Linked DNA regions of Homo sapiens: region 2 is linked to region 1. Evidence: read pairs that join two places in POLR2A ChIA-PET (ENCODE). Cell type or tissue: HepG2. All regions are shown on one strand. Each heading gives the region's core, and the rest is flanking DNA. Links, peaks and the distances in the headings are about the cores only. Region 1 has its middle 21 kb from the start of PAPOLG. Region 2 overlaps USP34 (ubiquitin specific peptidase 34).

Evidence for each region. Peaks named below come from ENCODE experiments on the same cell type or tissue, not always from the same donor. Only the 100,000 strongest peaks of a DNase experiment are listed, where the experiment ranks them.
Region 2: POLR2A ChIA-PET joins it to region 1 with 5 read pairs; 1 of 35 experiments calls an interaction of 5 or more read pairs at or near these places.

What each region holds. Positions count from the first base shown.
Region 1 is chr2:60,729,286-60,740,755 of GRCh38, forward strand. It overlaps the pseudogene ATP1B3P1. Among named protein-coding and RNA genes, the nearest start is that of PAPOLG, 21 kb to the right of the region's middle. RefSeq lists a silencer at 6,645-6,843. In HepG2, for the core only: no CTCF peak of the experiment used is centred there; no DNase peak of the experiment used is centred there; H3K4me3 peaks cover 891 bases; H3K27me3 peaks cover 1,676 bases.
Region 2 is chr2:61,249,631-61,261,100 of GRCh38, forward strand. It overlaps USP34 (ubiquitin specific peptidase 34), which reads right to left. Exons shown (of 80, transcript NM_014709.4): 44 at 10,081-10,146; 45 at 7,574-7,720; 46 at 7,422-7,478; 47 at 7,243-7,320; 48 at 6,754-6,848. It also overlaps the pseudogene BNIP3P45. Among named protein-coding and RNA genes, the nearest start is that of C2orf74-AS1, 77 kb to the left of the region's middle. In HepG2, for the core only: no CTCF peak of the experiment used is centred there; a DNase peak (open chromatin) is centred at 6,161.

The sequences.
Region 1 (11,470 bases), core at 4,693-7,192:
GACTGATCTCAAACTCCTGACCTCAGGTGATCCACCCGCCTCACCCAAAGTACTGGGATTACAGGCATGAGCCACTGCGCCCGGCCAGAGACATATTTTCATCTAAATGGGACCGACTAGGGGTATCCGGGTAGACACTGTGTCCAAACAAGATGCTCTTGCGTGCTCATTGGTAAGCCCTTTTCACCACCTCTTCAGAATGTCTCTCAGATCTCAGATTGTTCTTTAGTAACTAGAAGATGAGAGAGAAAAAACAATTCATATATTCATCATCTCTCCTCACAGAGAAACAATGACTTTTATAATACAGTAATTTTTTAAATGTTATCCCCCTTCCTATTTTAATATGAGTCTTTAGTTTAAATAGGCAGACTCGGCCGGGCGTGGTGGCTCACACCTGTAGTCCCAGCACTTTGGGAGGCCGAGGTGGGCGGATCACGAGGTCAGGAGATCGAGACCATCCTGGCTAACATGGTGAAACCCTGGCTCTACTAAAAATACAAAAAATTAGCTAGGCATGGTGGCGGGCACCTGTAGTCCCAGCTACTCGGGAGGCTGAGGCAGGAGAATGGCATGAACCTGGGAGGTGGAGCTTGCAGTGAGCCGAGATTGTGCCACTGCACTCCAGCCTGGGCGACACAGCCAGACTCCTCTCAAAAAATAAAAAATAAAAAAAATAGGCAGACTCATAAAATGATAATAGTAATAAAATCATGAAATATGCCTGTAGTAGCAGAAATGAAAGAAGCTAATGCTTAGAACATACCTGGATAAAATTCTACAGTCACTGTGCTGAGTTGAGGAGCAATAGCTAATAAAATCTTTGGATTTTTTGAGAAAACTTTTATTGGAGTGTAATATATATACAGAAAAGTATACAAATCCTAAATATAGAGATCAATAAATAATAAAAAGGTGTCTACATCTATGGAAACAACAGTCAGGTCAAGAAATAGTAGAAATAGTAATCAGGCCAAAGCAGGATGATTACTTGAGCCCAGGATTTCAAGACCAGCCTGGGCAACACAGGGAGACCCCATATCTACAAAAAATTATTTTTAAAAAAATCAGGCATGGTGGTTTATGCCTGTAATCTCAACACAGGCAGGCTGAGGTGGGAGGATTGCTTGAGCTCAGGAGTTTGAGACCACCCAGGGCAACAGAGTGAGACCCCATCTCCATAAAAAATAAATTTAAAACAATTAGCTGGTCATGGTGGCATGTGTCTGTAGTCTCAGCTACTTGGGAGGCTATGGCAGGAGGCTCACTTGAACCGAGGAACTAGAGGCTGCAGTAAGCTGTGTTCATGTCATTGCACTCCAGCCTGGGCAACAGAGTGAGATCTTGTTTCTAAATAAATAATAAAAAATCATAAAGACAAAAAGTGAAACTGACTGCTAGGGGTTAGCGGGAAGGGGCAATGGTAATTATTATTTAATGTGTGACCGAGTAAGACTGTCTTTAAAAAATAGAAGGAAAAAAAGCAATAGTAGTCTATGAAAAAACTAATTCAAGGTACAAATAGATCAGAATAGTAGTTGAGGTTTGGAATTATCATCTGGGAGGGGGACACAGCTACTGGGGAATGAAATATTCCATATCTGGATCTAGGTATTTAACATTCATTATGAATGTTTTCCATATGTTAAAATGCCATACATTTAAGATTTGTACATTTTCTCTGGTTATAATTCAATTAAAAAGTAAAAATTTTTTAAGAATTAGTTTTGCCTGCTTTTGAAGTATATGTAAACGGACTCATATTCGTGTGTTCTTTTGTGTCTTGCTCAACATTATGTTTGAGAAATTCATCCACGTGGTTGTATATAGTTGCAGTTCATTCATTTTTATTGCCAGTAGTGTTCAGTTCTATAAATATGCCACATTTTACTTATCCATTCTATTTTTGGGTTGTATCCAGTTTGGGGCTGATGTGAATTATATTCCTGTATATGTCTTTTGGTGCATCTGTGTGCATATTTCTGCAGGACATATATTTAGTAGTAAAATTGCTGTGTCTTAGGGTACGTGTGTGTTCAATTGAGTATACTAACAGCTTTCCAAAGTGATCATACCAATTTATTTATTTATTTTTTTTTACAGATGGGGTCTCACTCTGTCACCCAGGCTGGAGTACAGTGGCATGATCATAGCTTACTGCAACTTTGACCTCCTGGGTTCAAGCAGTCTGCGCACCTCAGCTGGGATCTCAGCTCACTGCAAGCTTGGCCTTTCGGGTTCAAATGATTCTTGTGCTTCAACCTCCCAAGTAGCTGGGATTACAGAAGTGCACCACCGCACCCAACTAATTTTTGTATTTTTAGTACAGATGAGGTTTCACCATGTTGGTCAGGCTAGTCTTGTACTTCTGACCTCAAGTATCCAGCTGCCTTGGCCTCCCAACGTGCTGGGATTACAGGCGTGTGCCACCCCACCTGGCCCCTCTGTTTATACATTTGAGTAAATTGCCGACATGATGCCACTTTACCTCTAAATAACTTTGTAAAAACAATGATATTCCCTTACATAATCACAATACAGTTATGAAAATCATGAAATTAACACTGACACAGTACTATAATCTGTGTACTTTATCTAAATTTCATTAGTTATCTCACTAATGTCCCCTGTAGCAAAATAAAAAAAGTTTTTTAAAACCTTGGTCCAGAATTCAATCCAGCATCCCATATTGCACTTAGTTGTCATGCGTCAAAAGAAAAACCAAGCCCAGTACAATGATGTGAGGTGGGAGGATTGCTTGAGGCCAGGAATTCAAGACCAGCCTGGGTGACAGGTGGAGACCCCATTTCTACAAAAAATAAAAACCGTTATTTTTTGGCCTTTAATCTCACAATCAACAGAGAAGACTTCTGAGACCCTTGGCCACCAAAATGTGTGGGGATTTTATCCCACTAAGCAATCCTTCAGTGGATTCTCCATCAGGGTGTCCCGTAATTCAGTTCAATTCTGAGCCATACATTGCATGCCTGTACCAAAATATCTCATGTACTCCAGAAATACATACACCTACTATGTACCCACAAGAACGATAAGTAAATGAATGAATGAGTGAATGAAAATTCTGACGCTATCCTTAGGCCACTGGTACTTCTGACTGGCTAGAAACCAGGGTTCCTGCGACCTCCTCCTTGGGTTTGACTAATTTGCTAAGACAGTTCACAGAATTCAGGGAAACACATTGCCAGTTTATTATAAAAGATATCATAGGCCGGGCGTGGCGGCTCATGCCTGTAGTCCTGTTACCGGTTGAGGGTGTCCAGGTTCTTGGCGTCTTGAACAAAGAATTGGACAAAATGCACAAACAAAGCAAGTAAAGAATGAAGCAACAAAAGCAGAGATTTCTCGAAAATGAAAGTATACTCCAGAGGGTGAAAGCAGGCCTGAGCATAGGGGGTCAAGAGCCTCGTTACAGAATTTTCTGGGGTTTAAATACCTTCTAGAGGTTTCCATTGGTTACTTGACGTACACCCTATGTAAATGAAGAGGATGAAGTAAAGTTACAAAATCATTTACTCACTGTACAGCCTATGTAAATGAGAAGGATATTTCCTGTCATAGATGAGATGTTTCCATTTGATTTAGTTCTCGGAAGTCCTTAGGTTCCCTGCCTCCAGGTCCTATTATCCTGCCTAATCCTAGCAGTTTGGGAGGCCAAGACAGGTGGATTACTGAGGCCAGGAGTTGGAGACCAGTCTGGCCAACGTGGTGAAATCCCTTCTCTACTAAAAATACAAAAATTTTTTGTACGTCCGCCATGAGACGGGCATGGTGGCTCACACCTGTAATCCCAGCTACTTGGAAGGCTGAGGTGGGAGAATCACTTGAACCTGGGATGTGGGGGTTGCAGTGAGCCAAGATCATGCCACTGCACTCCAGCCTAGGCAACAGATCAAGACTCTATCTTTTTTTTGAGACAGTTTCGCTCTTGTTGCCCAGGCTGGAGTGCAATGGTGCAATCTTGGCTCACCGCAACCTCTGCCTTCCAGGTTCAAGGCTTCCAAAGTGCTGGGATTACAGGCGTTTTGTGTGTTTTTTTTTTTTTTTTTTTTGAGACAGAGTCCTGCCCTGTCGCCCAGTCTGGGGTGCAATGGCGTGATGCAACCTCCACCTCCTGGGTTCAAGCGATTCTCCTGCCTCTGCCTCCTGAGTAGCTGAGATTACAGGTGCGCGCCACGATGCCCAGATAATTTTTGTATTTTTAGTAGAGATGGGTTTCACCATGTTGGCCAAGCTGGTCTCAAACTTCCGGGCTCAAGTGATATGCCCGCCTTGGCCTCCCAAAGTGCTGGGATTATAGGTGTCAGCCACCACGCCCTGCCTTTTTTTTTTTTTAAGACAGGGTCTTGGCCAGGCGTGGTGGCTCACACCTATAATCCCAGCACTTTGGGAGGCCAAGGCAGGCGAATCATGAGGTCAGGAGTTCGAGACCAGCCTGGCCAACATGGTGAAACCCCGTCTCTACTAAAAATACAAAAATTAGCTGGGCGTGGTGGCAGGCGCCTGTAATCCCAGCTACTCACGAGGCTGAGGCAGGAGAATTGCTTGAACTCATGAGGCAGAGGTTGCAGTGAGCTGAGATCGCACCACTGCACTCCAGCCAGGGCAACAGAGTGAGACTCCGTCTCAAAAAAAAAAAAAAAAAAAAAAGACAGGGTCTTTGCCAGGCACAGTGGCTTGGGCCTGTAATCCCAACACTTTGGGAGGCCAAGGTGGGTGGATTACATGAGGTCAGGAGTTCAAGGCCAGCCTAGCCACCATGGTGAAATCCCATCTGTAGAAAAAATACAAAAATTAGCCAGGCGTGGTGGTACGTACCTGTAATCCCAGCTACTTGGGAGGCAGAGGTTGCAGTGAGCCATGATCGTGCCTCTGCAATCCAGCCTGGGCAAGAGAGCAAGATTCTGTCTCAAAAAAAAAAAATCATAAGATACAGATGAACATCCAGATGAAGAGATGGATATGGCAAAGTACGGGGGGAGGGGTGTGGTGCTGCCACGACCTGTGGGTGTGCCTCCCTCCCAGCACCTCCAGGTGTTCAGCAGAAAGGAAATTCATCAAATCTTAGTGTTTAAATTTTTTTAAAAATATTTTTCAAATACATTTTTATTGTCTTTTTTTCCTTCCTCACATGCAGAACTTCTCCACATACCAGATTTCTTGCAGCTATAAAGTCACTTGATGTTGGCCGGGTACCATTTTATCCCTAAAACTCTGTTGACATCAAAATATGACAGTGTTATAGCCATAAAATATTTACATAGCACAGCATATTAAGCTTTAGACACTTGGCAATTAAACCACATAAAAAGAGGACAAGACCCCCATCCTACATGTTTGGAATCAGGTGTTCACCGGTCCCTATCTGGTGACTGTACACTGGTTCAAAGGGCAGCAGAGGCAAGAGGCAGTTACTTCAGAGGACATTGAACACTATGATCTGGAAGCACGTTATGATGTAACCCAGTGTCATGTACCACACACCTTTCTCCAAGGTGGTCTCATAATTCTAGAATGGAAGGTCCAGCTGATACAAAATGAAGACAGACAACACAAAATTTACTCTGTGGAGACATCCTACTCATACTATGCACATGCTGTGATTTTGAACATAACTCGTCCCAAAAACTTGTCACGATCATCCTGACTTTTAAGGTTGGCTGATCCATCAATCTTGCATTCAACTGTTACTTCTTTCCCAGTATCGTTAGGAGCAAAGCTGACCTGAACAGCAACCAATGGCTGTAGATACCCCACATGCAGTTTTTCCCCATAATATGGGAAATATTTTAAGTCTATAATTCCATTATGAGGATAAACTGCTACATTTGGTATATCTTCATTCTTCGAAACACAATCTATCCTTGGCACTCCTTCAGACTTTAATCCAATTATTCTGTTCATTTTCACAAGAATACAAGGGTTTCTTTGAGAATAGCCGAAATCAAGATCATTCATACCACGGCATGCTTGAAGTAACGAAATGGGAGATTGACAAGCAACATAAACTGGACCCTTCTGTTCAAAAAGTGCTCCATCAGGACAGACTGTGAGGTTTTTCTGTTCTTCTAAAGTATATGGTTTTAGAAACTTCTTAAGGTCTTCAGTGTACCCTGCATACGAAGTTAGATCAGACCTACTGAATGCATATTCCAATGCAGTGACTGGTTTTGGAAAAACCATCAGTCCTGGGTTAAGAATCTGGTCACGGTATTTTGGAACCTCATCGTTGAGTCTGAAGCATAACCCACATCGTGAATGAGAAGAGTGCAGCCAGGAACCCATAAAAAATTAGGTAGAAGAGCAAGATCAAACCCCAGCTCTTGGCGGTGCGCCACAGGAACTCTCCGGTGGTCGGGTTGTAGATGAAGAGCTTCCACTCGGCGAGGCTCTGGTTGAGGGACTCCTTCTTCATCGTGTGCGCGCGGACGACGAGGGGAGCGGCGGCCGCGGGGACGGAGGCGGCGAGGGCAGCGGGGACGGGGGCGGCGAGGGCAGCGGGGACGGAGGAGGCGAGGGCAGCGGAGGCGCGTCCCGGCTCCGGCGGCGCAGCCCGGCGACGGCAGGGGAGGGTGGGACGACCGAGAACACCTCCTCGTTACTGGGAGTACTCGAGCCGACTGCAGTGTTTAAATTTTTAATAGAGCTAAATTTCTTGCACCCTCAGCCCTTCCAGATGTTGGTGGGTGGGGCTTAAGTTCCAATCCTCTAATCCTCTAATCACCTGGACTTTCTGGTGACTAGCCCCATCCTGAAGCTATCTACGGGCCCCGCCCTAAGCAGGTTCATTAGCATAAACTCAGGACTTATCAAAGGAGCTAATTATGAATAACAGAAGATCCTCCTAGCACTCAGGAAATTTCTAGGATTTTAGGAGTTCTGGGGCAGAAAGAAACCAAATACCTTTTATACCACATCATGTCTCTTTAGGCTTCTTTACTGTAGAATAGTTCATCAGTCTTTTTCTTTCTTTTTTATTTATTTAAAAAGAATTTTTTTTTGAGACAGAGTTTCACTCTTGTTGCCCAGGCTGGAGTGCAATGGCTCAATCTCGGCTCTCTACAACCTCCACCTCCCAGGTTCAAGCGTTTCTCCTGCCTCAGCCTCCCGAGTAGCTGGGATTACAGGCATACACAACCACGCCTGGCTAATTTTGTATTTTTAGGAGAGACGGGGTTTCTCCTTGTTGGTCTGGTCTCGAACCCCCAACCTCAGGTGATCCGCCCGCCTCGGCCTCCCAAAGTACTGAGATTACAGGCGTGAGCCACTGCACTCGGCCTTTAATGTTTTAATTCTTTTAAAATTATTTTTATTCTAATAATTTTTCTGTAGATTATTTTGAATTTTCTTGACATACAAGTATGTCAATTCCATATAATGACAGTTTTTTCCTTCTGTTTTGAGCCTTATACATTTTGTTTTTTTCTTACCTTCTGTATTTGCTAGGACAAGGTAGAGATAGTGGTTATCATTGTCTTGCTCCCAACTTCAAGAGGAAAAACTTTGATATTTTACTACTATTTTACTATTTAATATGATATTTGCTATAGTTTTTCATTGAGTCACTTATCAGATTAGGAAAGATCTTTTCTATCCATTGACATTAGACTTTTTTTTTTTTTTTTTTTGGAGAGAAAATCTTGCTCCATCTCCCAGGCTGGAGTGCAGTGGCACAGCCTCGGCTCACAGCAACCTCTGCCTCCCAGGTTCAGGCAATTCTCCTTCCTCAGCCTCCTGAGTATCTAGGATTATGGACATGCACCACTACACCCAGCTAATTTTGTATTTTTAGTAGAGACAGGGTTTCACCATGTTGGTCAGCCTGGTCTAGAAATCCTGACCTCAGGTGATCTACCTGTCTCGGCCTCCCAAAGTTCTGGGATTACAGGCATGAACCACTACGCTTTTCTCTTTTTTTCTTTTTTCTCTTTTTTTTTTTTTTTTTGAGAGACAGGGTCTTACTCTGTCCCTCAAGCTGAAGTGCAGTAGTGTGATCACGGCTCACTGCAGCCTCAAACTCCTGGGTTCAAATGATCCTCCTGCATCAGCCAGTTTTTTTGTTTGTTTTGCGGGTTTTTTGTTTTGTTTTGTTTTGTTTGAGATTGAGTATTGCTCTGTTGCCCAGTCTGCAGTGCAGTGGAGCAATCTCAGCTCACTACAGCCTCCATCCCTCAGGTTCAAGGGATTCTCGTGCCTCAGCCACCTGAGTAGCTAGGATTACAGGCATGTGCCACCACACCTGGCTAATTTTTATATTTTTTGTAGAGATGGAGTTTCACCATGTTGGCCAGGCTAGTCTCAAACTCCTGGCCTCAAGTGATCCACCCTCCTCAGCCTCCCAAAGTGCTGGGATTACAGGGATGTGCCACCACATCTGGCTTGTTTTTGTATTTTTTAGTAGAGAAGGGGTTTTGCCATGGTCTCAAACTCCCTGCCTCAAGTGATTTGCCTGCCTCATCCTCCCAAAATGCCAGGATTACAGGCATGAGCCATGGCAATCAGCCTAGGTTCTTTCTTTCTTTTTTTTTTTTGAGATGGAGTCTGGCTCTGTTGCCCAGGCTGGAGTGCGGTAGCTCCGTCTCGGCTCACTACAACCCCTGCCTCCCGAGTTCAAGTGATTCTCCTGCTTCAGCCTCCCAAATAGCTGGGATTACAGGTGCCTGCCACCATGCCTGGCTAATTTTTGTATTTTAGTAGAAATGGGGTTTCACCACCAGGCTGGTCTCAAACTCCTGACCTCAGGCAGTCCACCCTCCTTGGCCTCCCGAAGTGCTGGGATTATAGGCATGAGCCACTGCACCTGGCACCTAGGTTCTTATTTTTAAGAGTAAATTGCAGCCGGGCACCGTGGCTCCTGCCTGTAATCCCAGCACTTTGGGAGGCTGAGGAGGGTGGATCACCTGAGATAAGAAATTCGAGACTAGCCTGGGCAACGTGGTGAAACCCAATCTCTACTAAAATACAAAAATTAGCCAGGCGTGGTGGTGCACACCTGTAATTCCAGCTACTTGGGAGGCTGAGGGAGGAGAATTGCTTGAACCCAGGAGGCAGAGGTTGCAGTGAGCCAAGATGGCGCCATTGCACTCCAGCCTGGGCAAACAACAGTGAAACTCCGTCTCAAAAAAAAAAAAAAAGACTAAATTGCAATTACCCCAAATGGTTTTTTTAAAACCTAACTACGATTTGGCCCAGGTTATGGTCAATTTTGGTAAATGTGTCTAGTTCCTTTTCCCAAACACTATGACTATGTAACAAATCACCCATAAAATTAATTGTTTTGAACAACAATCATCATTTTTACCTCTCACCGTTTCTATGTGTCAAGAATTCTAGAGCAGCTCAAGGGCAGTTCTGCTCAAGGTCTCTCATGAAATTGCAGACTGACTGGTTGGGGTTAGCTTATCTCAAAGGTTTCTTCACTTACATGCCTGGTGCCTATGCTGAGGAGACTCCAACAGCTAGGTACTGGAACACCTGCGGCTCCTCAGACATCCCCTTCTAACTCTGTGTGGTGTGTCCAGCAAGGCAGCTTGAAGGTAGTTAGATTTACGTAACAGCTCAGGGTTTCCCAAGGCAGGTACCCTAACAGAGAGGCAGGGAGAAGCTGTTTTATGACCTAATCTTTTATGACCTAATCTTAGAAGTCACATGGCATCATTCCACCAGATTTTTTTTGGTTGAGGTAGACACAAAAGGTTACTCAGGTTTAAGGGTAGGGAACATAGACCCATCTCTCATTGGAGAAATATCCAGTCACACTGTAAGGAGAACACGTGGAATCAGATACATACTGTCATGGCAATCTTAGAAAATGCAGCTTGCCGTAGCAGCATCCCACAAGTCCCACAAGCAGCCTGATAGTCATCTTTGCCATTAGACCCAGCTCTAGCTTTTGTGTTAGGTCACACATGTCCTTTTTTTCTCTGCCCCCAGCAGCATATTGCCCACTTCATTGCGTTTCATGCACAGCCACACTCTGGAGTCCCACAATCCTTGCTCTTAAAGACAAGGTTTTTCTTTGTTTCTTGTTTCTTTGGCTGGAGGGCAGCAGTGCAAACATGGCTCACTGCAGCCTCAACCTCTTGGGCACAAGTAATCCTCCCTCCTCAGCCCCACCAAGTAGCTGGGAGCACAGGCACGCGCCACCACCCCCAGCCGATTTTTGTATTTTTTGTAGAGATGGGGTTTCACCATGTTGCCTGTTGCAGGTGAGTGGCAACTATCTGAGACTGCTATCATGCGGGCGGCAAAGGAATTTACCAAGACAGTTGTTGGTAAAGAAAGGCAGATTTATTAGAGAAAGTATGAAAATACATTGCAACGGTGCAAGGGGCAGGTCAGCAAGAGAGGGGCAGACTGCAAGGAGACAAAGGCTTGCTGGGGATTTTATAGGATGGTACTGTCTGCTGACAAGGGCTTAGAGCAGTGCTGATAACACCAACGTTGCAATGAGCTAATTAATCTACAGGTGTCTTGTGATAAATTGGATATAGGAGGGCTACATATCCTGGACCATGAAGAAAGGCAGACCAACAGGTTATCTGCTTTCTCTTTCTGCTTTCTTTTGGTCTTGCCAGCCTGACTCTTTTTCCCTAGATAGGACTCCACATTGCCCAGGCTGGTCTCCAACTCCCGAGCTCAAGCAATCCTCCCCACTCAGCCTCCCAAATGCTGGTATTACAGGCAACAGCCCCCGTACCCGGCTTTTTTTTTTTTTAAGTCAGGGTCTCACTCTGTCACCCAGGCTGGAATGCAGTGGTGCAATCACTGCTTGCTGTAACTTTGACCTCCCCCAGCTCAGGCTGTCCTGCCTCAGCCTCCTGAGTAGCTGGGACCACAGGCACGCACCACCACATCTGGCTAATAGTTTATTTTTAGTAGAGACAAGGACTTACTATGTTGTCCAGGCTGGTCTCAAATTCCTGGGCTCAAGCGATCCTCCTGCCTCAGCCGCCCAAAGTGCTGAGGTTATAAGCCTGAGCCACCGCAGCTGGCCTAAAAGAAGTTCTTAAGCTTCTCTCAGATACCCTCCCTGGGATTTTGAAGGGTAAGGGAGAGCCCCTGTGGGCTTGAGAAATGAATGTCACACATCACCCAGGCTTGAGGTCCTGAGAAATGTCATTACACCCCTGGGACCTCTGAATGCATCTTCATGCCAAGGCATCAGGATGAAGTTCTTTCCTCAATGCCTTAAATATTTCTTCAGTGAGGACCTCCTGTCCCCAGGACTGTTTTAGGAGCTGGCAGCACAATGATAAAGAAAGAAGCCACTGTTCCAGAAGGAACTCACAGTGGAGAGAGGCGTCTATAAACTTGTGAGAGTATCATCCAGAGGCCATAGGGAACATTTAAAAATGTGAAGGCAAGAAGTATTGTGATCAGGTTTGCACTCCGGAAGTCCTCACTATGTGAAAGCAAAGCTAGCCTTGTCCCTTACTGCCGGGAGCAAGGC
Region 2 (11,470 bases), core at 5,173-7,672, 520 kb after region 1:
TTCCAACGGCCCACCACTGAAGGGCAGCCCGATGCCTGGCAGCCACCCTCTAGCACCATGTCACAGAGCAGAGTCCCCACGATGCAGAAGAAGAGTCTGCAGGGCTCCTGGCAGAATTACACTTTAGCAATAATAGGAATGGGGGCAGTGTTCCAGCCTGTTTCTGTTTCTACCAGTGACATGGAAAAAGTACTACTAGATGCCCAGCATGAGTCTGGACAGAATATCTCCAAGAGTTCTCACTGTGACAGGATACCTCGCTCTCAGACATCAGAAGATACTAACAGAGCTGCTGAAACAGCCAGCCATAGCATTGGAGAGAAAAACAGCTCTCAGGCTAGGCGCGGTGGCTCACGCCTGTAATACCAGCACTTTGGAGGGCTAAAGTGGGCAGACTGCTTGAGGCCAGGAGTTCGAGACCATTCTGGCCAACATGGCAAAACCATGTCTCCACTAAAAATATAAAAATTAGCTGGGTGCGGTAGTGCACAAGCCTGTAATCCCAACTACTCGGGAGGCTGAGGTTGGAGGGAGCCAAGATCACACCACTGCACTCCAGCCTGGACAACAGAGCGAGACTCAAAAAAGAAAAGAAAAACAGCTCTCAGTCTGAGGAAGGTTATATTGAGAGAAGGAAAGAAGTTGAAAGCATTTTGAAAGAAAAACCTCAGATTGGACATGGGATTGGTTGAGTTAACCAGAAAATATTCCCCCCAAGGAGTTCCTCTCATAAGGGCTTGCTGTACATTAACGCATATACTTTTTACAACAATCCTATAAGGAAGGTACTGTTAGTCTCTCCTGTTTATAGATTAAACACCCCACATGCATGGCCACTCTCAGCATGAGAAACACAAACATCATGAAGAAAGAGGGCATATTCTCTGCAAAATTTCTGAAGGTTTTTCTTCCATCTCTGCTGTTCTCTCATTTACTGGCCACTGGATTGGGAATGTCTATTAAAAGGTGGCTGACAACCTCCACCAGCACCTTTTCATGAAGAATTGGAACCTGGCTGTTCATTAGTGGGATTGTATTTGAGCTTGCACATAGTTAATTGAAGAGCTGTTATGATCCTTGTATGGCTGCATCACTTGTGTGTACTTGTTCTGTAACTCCTGCATTCCTAATTTAGTAAAATCAAAGAATAGACACTAAAATCAGGCCGATCTACAATTATACTTAAGGGATCAATAGGCAAGTCAGAATGATTAATATCTACTGTAGGCTGGGTGCGGTGGCTCACGCCTGTAATCCCAGCACTTTGGGAGGCTGGAGCAGGCGGATCATGAGGTCAGGAGATCGAGACCATCCTGGCTAACACAGTGAAACCCCGTGTCTACTAAAAATACAAAAAATTAGCCGGGCGTGGTGGCGGGCGCCTGTAGTCCCAGCTACTCAGGAGGCTGAGGCAGGAGAATGGCGTGGACCCGGGAGGCGGAGCTGGCAGTGAGCCAAGATTGTGCCACTGCACTCTAGCCTGGGTGATCAAGCGAGACTCCATCTCAAAAAAAATAAATAAATAAATAAGTAAATAAATAAACGAATCTACTGTAAAAACTTGGTAGTAAATTTTCACTGGATATTAGACATAAATATCTGAATACAAACAATTTTACTAGTCTTGATGTAGTACTGTAAAAATTATCTATAACTTAATTCAGCTAAAAAACTATATTTCAAAAGAATGAATAACACTGATATTAAAATCACTACTTTAAAGAGTTTGTTCAAAATAAATATTGTGGCCTTATATTACACTATTGTAGAAAATATTGTTTAATTTAAATGAATGCAGGTTGTCTACTAAAGATTACACATAACTATGCTAATTTTTCTTAATAAATAGAAGCCAAGATATAACTACAAACTCAGCTGTATCGTTTATATACGAAACTATTGTTGCTTTTGCAGTATAAGGTCTTCATCCTCTGATTATTAGGTAACCACCTTGGATGATGAGTCAGCTGCTCAGTATCTTTTTACTCTTCATCACTCTGCATTTGTTAATTTATTCCTATCCTTTGTCCTCAACTTTTGTGTGCTCTTAAAAATCAGCTTTATTCTAAGCAAATTTGTGTCTACTTTAAAAGACTGGAAATGAAAAAAATCTTTGCCAAATCCATCAGATTACTGTATTTACATAAGGTTTAACATCAAATGCCATAAAAGCTTCTTGATGAAACCAGGACTGTTCCCCATTTGGACATTTTTTTCTTTCTACAGCATCCTTGTTAGAAAGGCCGCCCCCTTGATATACTGTATATACGTGACTGTGCATTTGTTTCATCTTTCCGTACTCAATTCGGTTGTTAAATAAACATTTTAATTTGTTTAAAAAAAAAAAACAGCAAACACACCCACAACTTTTTCCATTCTGAAAAGATTTTCCTATGTCGAGATAAGAAAAATAAAATGTTATGGTAGACTACGGTAAACACCATGATAAAGATACAAAAGGGTGCTATGGAAGCATGAAAAGGAGTTCCATCATTCTCCAGGGCCAAGGAGGTCTTTGGTTCAGAGTTTTCCTTTCTTCCCTAAATAAAAGGAATCAAAGTACTTATTTTTGTGAACCAGAATTGCAAAGTCTGGCTGTAATCCCTTATTAGATGAATGACCCTATATAAGTTACTTAACCTCTCTGAGCTCAATTGCTGGGTTGTAAAATGGAGATTACCTACCCGATACTATCTTTGAAACACTGCCTGGCAAACAGCATTCAGTTAAGTGTCAATTGCTGCTACTACAGTAACAATAGCAGCAGCAGCAGCAGCAGCAGCAACAGCAGAAAATCAACTGGTCACCTAAATCCTATACCATAACATATTGCTAGTTCAAGTTCAATTTAAACAGACAAAAATATACAAACTCTGATTTACAAAAAAATGAATTTTAGGGAATAATTTTCCACTGCACATAAATATCAAACGAGAATTTATTTAAACCAAGAACACAGTCAAAAATACAAAAAGTATGAATTTAGGGAAACAAGGAATGAAAGATGTTACAGGCAGAGGGAATAAAAAGTTCAAAAATTCACTATTTTAGATTATTTGGGAGACTGACAAATGAAGTATAACAGAGTCAAATGTATGTAATGATAGAGTGTGAACTTCATCCTAACAATTCTGAAGAATAACTAATGAGCTTGTGGCATGGGGTGAAACCATGCATTGTGTCAATAAGTAAGAGAGATGAGCAGATCCAGAAAGATTGGAGAACAGGTGACAGAGCACAGCAAAGCATTCTAAACTAAGATGACAAAACAAAACAAAACACATCACTAAACTACCTTCTGGAAAAACCCAATGCTTTTATTCAGCTGTCATTTTCTTAGTTTAGAATGCTTTGTCAGTAGCATATTAGTAAAAAATTGGTATTATGGTGATTGATAAGTTACTGAGGTAAAATGAATAGATTGAGAAAACCAGAGGTCTGAAAATAGAACAGTATATGATCCTATTGAGGATAATAAGCACTTTGTTCACTTCCTCAATTGGCCCATTTCTGTTGATTATTATGTTAGTACAGAGATATAAAAGTATAGTAAGAACAAAAATGACTGACTACCTGGGAGAGATGTGACAGGTATTTCAGAAAAACAGCAGAATCTTATCAGTCAAAAGAAGGGAGTTATCAAGAACGACAGATTTATTCAATACATTTATTCCAATTAGAGATTCTCCAAAGAACTTGACTCAGACCCTTGATGATCTTTTGGTGACTCATTTATTATATTCCTCTACAGCAGTTAACTTTTGACTGACTCCATTTTATATACGTCCCTAACTCTTATCCTAACCCAACTCTCATCAGATGAGTTTGTCTTCTTCGTGTAATTGCCTACATAGCTACGCTTTCATTTGACTATGTCCACCTAACAACTTGCCCAACTACCCTTCTTGAAATTGGAAAAATGAATACCATCCCTTTCAAATAAATACTGACCTGGAAAACCTCCTCTTAAGCAATTTTAGTATCTTATTGTATAATGACTTTTTATTCTCTGCCTTCAAACATGCTCAGATATCTTTCATCTAGAAAAATCCTTTGTTTGAGCCCCAAGACTCTTTCTGGCTACTATTTTCCTTGCTGTTTTTATTGCTTTTTTTTTTTTTTGAGACATAGTCTTGCTCTGTCACCCAGGCTGGAGTGCAGGGGCATGGTCTTGGCTCACTGCAACCTCTGCCTCCCAGGTTCAGGTGATTCTCCTGCCCCACCCTCCCAAGTAGCTGGGACTACAGGCGTGAGCCACCACAACCGGCTAATTTTTGTATTTTTAGTAGAGACAGGGTTTCACCATGTTGGCCAGGCTGGTCTCAAACTCCTGACCTCAGGCAATCCACCTGCCTTGGCCTCCCAAAGTACTGGGATTACAGGCATGTGCCACCGTGCCTGGCCTGTTGCCAAACTTTAAAAATCAATGATTTATGCTTGATTCCATGTGTCCCGACAATGTTGCTTCTATTCCTATAACCTGACAAAACACATCACTAAACTACCTTCTGGAAAAACCCAATGCTTTTATTCAGCTGTCATTGTCTTTCATCTCTGTGAATTATATTAATTGATTATTTTCTTCTTGAGATTCTCCTCCCAGTTTGGGGGTTACCATTTTATCCTAATTTTCTTTCTTTCCTTGTCTCTCTTCTGTCACTTTGTCCTCTGTACTTTTAGGTTGGCTTAGCTCTTAAGTCTTTTCCAACAATTACATTATTTCTCAGGCAGATATTCTGATAGATTCAATCACACAGATAAACCTAAAACTTGGATGGCAATAATCTGATGCCATCGTGTTACCAATCTTGTTTTCCACTACTGTTCCATGTGAATACACTACTTAAAAATGCAGGCTGGCCTAATCCTAGATTTTTTGCACATTCAAGGACATTTCTATTTCTCTGCATTCGTTCTTAGTAACTAACTGCATAAGATGCTCTTTTCAATCCGATTTCTATTTGTCTTTCAATATAAAATTAAAATGTTTACTCAACTACTCTGTCCTAAACTTGCCATTTTATGGCTCTTAAGAGCCTTTTGGCCAGGTGCAGTGGCTTCATGCCTGTAATATCAGCATTTTTGGAGGCTGAGGTGGGCGGATTGTTTGAGCCCAAGAGTTCAAGACCAACCTGGGGAACATGTGAATCATCAAAGAATAATAATAAAGGGAAAAAATTGTATAATGTTTGGCACGCATTAGTAGAACAAGTATAGCATTTTTTTTTCTTTTTTGAGATAGGTTCTCAATTTTTTGCCGAGGCTGGAGTGCAATGGCACAATCATGGCTCACTGTAAGCTACCTCCCAGCCTCAAGTGATCCTCCCGATTCAGCCTCCCGAACAGCTGAGACTGTAAGTGCATGCCACGTCTGGCTAATTTCTAAAACTTTTTTAGCAACAGTGTTTCCCTATGTTGCCCTCAAACTCCTGGGCTCAAGTGCACATCCTTGAACTCCCAAAGTGCTGGGATTACAGATGGGACCCACTGTATGTGTAAGGCAATTTTTATTTGAAGACCACTAAATTATTATTTTCCAAGAAATTCTACTGAAAATGAAAGCTGAGGAAGAATATTTTTGATCAATGTACCAAAATATACACATCCAAAGATAACAACAATACACTGGAAGGGAACCAGCTTGAATGTATTATAGTATAAACACTTATTTAACACTCTAACTCAACAGTTACTAACTCCCAAATCTACCTCTATTCTAGACCTCTCACCAAGCTCTAACTGTAACAGCCAACTGCCTGCAGGACCTTTCTAGCTGGATGCCCCAATGAGAACTCAAATTCAACTTGATTATCTCCCTGAAATTTGCTTATTTGTATCTTAGGAATCAGCATTGGGAAAGTTTCTTTATTCTGTGACTCCATGTCTTCACATGTAAAATGGGGATAATAACAGCATCTATTGCAAAGAAATGCTGTGAGGATTAACTGGATTAAAGTTCTCACAACAGTGCTTGCTAAATAAAAAATACTTTGGAAAGGCTAGCTAGTACAAAAAGTCCCTAGTTAGCTACTACAGAAAATTCCAAAAATAAACAATTCATAAGTGGTGTGGTGTTCTGAGTATCATGATAAAATCTTGTACCATCCTGCTTAGGATATGAATCATCCCTTTGTCCAGCTTATCTGTGTTGCAGACACTACCCACTTATTGGTCACTTAGTAGCTCTCTTATTACATGGGCTGTCATAGTATTGCAATGCTTCTGTTCAAGTAACCCTTATTTGACTTAATAATGGCCCCAAAGGGCAAGAATACTGAGCTTCATTTGTAATTTAAACTTTATCATAGGTATGTTATGCACAGCAAAAAGCAGTATATATAGGGTTCAGTACAATCTGAGGTTTCAGACATCTATTGTGGGGTCTTGCAACATTTCCCGAGGATAAGGGGTTCCACTGTATTACTTAAGAAAATGTCACAAAAGCTAGACATCTGAGACTCGATACAGATAATGATGAAAATGATCAATGTACTTATCGTCCATGTATCTGCTCCCCAAAATCTATACTGTTTCAAGTTGAGTGATTACCACTTTCATACAGCTCAGTATATGTCAAAATAAATGGTAATTCACTGAACAACTAGATGAAAAGTTGCTCCATGAGACTGAGCTCCATGCAGCTGATTTTACCTTCATCATATAATTTCCACCAAAGTTTAATCTTAGTTTACCCTTAGTTTGTCTTTCACTTCTACGGTGAACATAATAAAAATCACATTTGAAAAAGCATACCTTTTTTCAGCTCGTACTTTCTTCCCACAATGAGAACAAGTATACATGTTATCACCTTCCAAAGTGTCTTTTATAGTAACTTCATCAAGAGATTCCTGTGTATAAAACCACATTTAAAAGTTTCATATTATTGTTTATAGCATGCAAATATACAAAAGGTGGCAATTACAATTTTGACAGAATGCTCAGCAAAAAAATTTTTTTTTTAAAAGTGAATTCTTAAATTTTAGTAAAAAACTGTTTTTCCTCATATTAAGATATTCTATGAATCTTAGTAACTTTTTTGAAGGGTTAATTAAAAATTTAAATTTTGATTGGGCAAGAAAAAGCTTTATGGTTGATGTTTAACTCTTATTTGAATAGTACAGTAAGAAGAAAATACATAAAAACATGAAAAAAGTTTAAAAATATCAAGATGACCAACACAAACCCGCTATACACAAATAGGTAAAAGCATAAAGTAAAAAAATTATGTGCATTATTACTCACATAAATGTTCTTCATATCAGCCACTTGGCACCTCACAGTATAAAACTCTTCAGCAGTTTGACTAACATGTTCACAATCCTAATCAATACACATAAAAAATTAATAAAAACTAGTAAATTATAATATAAATGAAAATATATTAAGATCTCCAAAAAGTAAAAACCAGGTATAATACTTACCAAGGATACAACATTGTTTGTAATTACACCTCCAAATAAACTTTTGACGGTATTTTTCTTTAATATAAAACAAACAAAAAATAAGAAACTAGTTAAAACGCAGGCAAATTTGTTCAAATTTCAAAGAAACTTTTCAGTATTCTGATACTAACCAGTTCGGGAGACATTTCTTCGATTTTGGTAATTAGATCAGTAAAAAACTCTGTCATATCTTTCTGTTCCCCAGTATTCAGAGGCTGCTTATCCATGGTGTATGTTTTACAGAAAGGTCTAGGATTATATGCTTTGCATTCACTCTCCTGCAAATAAAAAGGGGAACATTCTAAGTGTCAGATAAAAATAAGAAAATTATAGGTTCTTCAATGAACATATAACAAAAACAAAAGAACAGGTAGTAAATCTACTAAGTTAGTTTTAAATGGTTGCTTCTATTTCTTTCTGTTTAGTTTTCATAGTATTTTTAATTTAATGGTCTTGGTGCTAGAAGATTCTTAAATTACCTAGGATATTTGTATTTTCAAGTCAAGGAATTTCTAGGAAGAAATCTGAGACTCAAATGACTCACAGCCGGGCACAGTGGCTCAAGCCTGTAACCCCAGCACTTTGGGAGGCCGAAGCAGGCGGATTATGAGGTCAAGAGATTGAGACCATCCTGGCCATCCTTTACCAACATGGTAAAACCCCATCTCTGCTAAAAATACAAAAACTAGCTGGGTGCGGTTGCGCATGCCTGTAGTCCCAGCTACTCAGGAGGCAGAGGTTGCAGTGAGCCGAGATCGTGCCACTGCACTCCAGCCTGGCAACAGCAAGACTCCATCTCCAAAAAAATCAAAACAAAACAAACAAAAAAAACACTCACATCTATATTGCAAAGCATAAAATATACAACCTTTACAGGCCGAATAAACTTTCCCAGAGATTGAACTTTGTTTTAATAGCTTTTAAAATAGTCATTTAAACCAGCAATTTTCTATTTGTCAATTCAAATGGCACTTGCAGCTCTGTTAAAAGGAGATTAAAGGCCAGGTATGATAGCTCATGCCTGTGATCCCAGCACTTTGGGAGGGTACGGCGAGTTGATTGCTTGAGCCCAGGAGTTCAGCACCAGCTTGGGGAACATAGTGAGACTCTGTCTCTACAAAAAATAAAGAAGATAGCCAGGCATGGTGGTACAAGCCTGTGGTCCCAGGCAGTGGAGCAGTGTCGAGGTTGCCATGAGACGAGATGGTGCCACTGAACTCTAGCCTGGGTGACAGAGTGAGACCCTGCCTCAAAAAATAAAAATAGTCAAAAATACACAAAGAAGTATGACACAATCCCTGTCCTCAAGATTTAACAGGTGAGAAAAGTAACATATATACAAGGCAGAAACAACAAAGAGGCATGGTGACTTGGAATACTCCGGTTAATCTGTGGAATAGATGGTCTCTTAGAGTTTGAAACCAAGCTGACTCTTGAAAAATGAACATCAGAAGAAAATGGAGAAGAGTGACACAGGTAGGAAACAATGGCATAAATAAACCCACAAGCAATGAAGCAGCAGGGTGATGGGCTCCAAATGGAGAGGGATAAGATAGGAGGTTGAAGGGTAGGGGGAAAAAACCCAGAGGGTGTGTGCCATGGTGATGAGCTCGAATACCATTCTGTTCGTAATGAAGAAGCACTCAAGAGTTTTAAGCAGGGGAATAATATTGTAAGATTTACTATCTTTTTAAAAGATTGATCACTTTTATAGTTTTAGGCATTGTAATTAAGGGATACTAAGATAAATCAGCTAGAAAGCTGCAAGCATAAAAGGGGAGGACCTTGTGACAGAAGAAGGATGAGACACAACAGATTCTTCAAAGGACAAATTAACAGAATGTAGACAACTGAGATAACTTTTAGAAGTTATTATGACAAATAACAGAGATAACTGACAGACAGCTCCGGGCACGGTGGCTCACACCTGTAATCCCAACACTTTGGGAGGCTGAGGCAGGCAGATCACTTGAGATCAGGAGTTCGAGACCAGCCTGGCCAACATGGTGAAAGCTGTCTCTACTAAAAATACAAAATTTAGCCAGGCGTGGTGGTGTGCGCCTGTAGTCCCAGCTACTTGGAAGGTTGAGGGAGGAGAATCACTTGAACCTGGGAGGTGGAGGTTGCAGTGAATTGAGATCACACCACTGCACTCCAGCCTGAGTAACAGAGCAAGACTCTGTCTCAAAATAAATAAATAAATAAATAAAAAAGTAAGAAAAAGAAAGGTACATAGTTATGACAAAGCCAGTTCAAACGAGCTCCATTTAACTTTTTTAGGTTTTGTCACAGGGTACACCTAATTTGTTTCCCTCCATGTTTCTTTTTTTTTTGAGACAGAGTCTCACTCTGTCACCTAGACTCGAGTGCAGTAGTGAGATCTCAGCTTGCTGCAACCTCTGCCTCCTGGGCTCAAGCGAGCCTCCCTTTTCAGTCTCCTAAGCAGCCGGGACTACAGGCACGCACCACCATGCCTGGCTTATTTTTTTTTTTAGTAGAGATGGGGTTTCACCATGTTGCCCAGGCTGGTCTCAAGCTCTTGAACTCAAGCCATCCACCCACCTTGGCCTCCCAAAATGCTATAATTACAGGCATGAGCCACAGTGCCTGGCCTAGCCTCCATGATTCTTAAACATACCATTAAATATGTAAACATTTTCTGAAGCTCCAGAAGAGTGGTCTTGTGCTTCATATCCTCTGAATACTGAAAATCAAGAGAAAACACCATTAAAAACACAGACATGATGGTAGTAAATTAGGCATTCTAGCAAAGAAAGTCTTGCAATGTACACTGTATCTGTTTTCATTCTTTTGGCTATATAAAAGAAAAACACCAACACATTCAATTCTTTAGTAATTATAGCATTAAAAATTGTAATGCTTTGTTACATAAATACAGCTATTACTATCTTATAAGGAAACCGAAGAGAGAATTTTAAAAATCACTTTCTAGGTTAACACTTATTTGGTACAATGCTGATGATTTCCAAGAATGCAAGAATGAAAAACACTTCAGGTGCAATCAAAGTTGTCTTCCACAAGTAAACCTACACATTAAAAAAATACATTTGAAATATTAACCAATGACATCTCATCATCATTTATTCATATCTTTACTCTTTCTGGAACAGTATATTCTTCACACTGAAGAGGAATACCAGCCAGGATCTTTGAAAACTGTCTAAATATTCAACTATCAATAAGTCAAATTCAGGAATCTGGCTAGACTCACACATTAGAGATTTAGTATTGAACACCAAGCCTTATAGGAAAGATCCATATTCATGCAAGGTACTTATTACACATATTCCACCTCACTCAAGTATTAAAATGAATCTATAAAGTAGGTATTATTCTTATTACAAATTATTACCTCTCATAACTTTGAAAGTCTTGTGGAATAATAGGCGTCCACAAGCTAAGAGTATACATTAGTTATTTTTGCCAGCTTTATGGAAGACTGCAAGTAATATGGCTCTGCTGTTTAGCAGCTTATAATCAAATTGAAGTCAAGATATGGACTAAAACAGAGATCTGTTCAGCATATAATTACTATAAAATTATATATTAAACTCAACAGGAATTGAACAAAGGGAATCAACAAAATTGGCAAAATAATTCCAGTGTACTCCTGTTATATGAGAGGCTTAATATTCCATATTACGAAAAAAGTCACACAAAATGAAATTTTCCAACGTATCAAAGTATTGATTCAGGATACAAAAAAGTTCAGGAATAAAGACCTGGATTTATATTTTTATTATTAGAGAATGAAGTATGAGTTGGCTAAAGAGCTGCCTAAATTTATTAAAGTCAAGCAACAACAAGGGAATTTTACTTAATGCGCAATTTTTAAATAAATACATAGCCTGCATCTATATGTATTTACTACTTAAAAAATTGTGTTCACATCCATTAGGATGGCTATTATTAAAACAAACAGAAAATGTCAAGTGTTAGCAAGGACGTCGAGAAATTAAACCCTTATGCATGCAAAACGGTGTAAGCCCTATGGAAAAGGTAAGGCT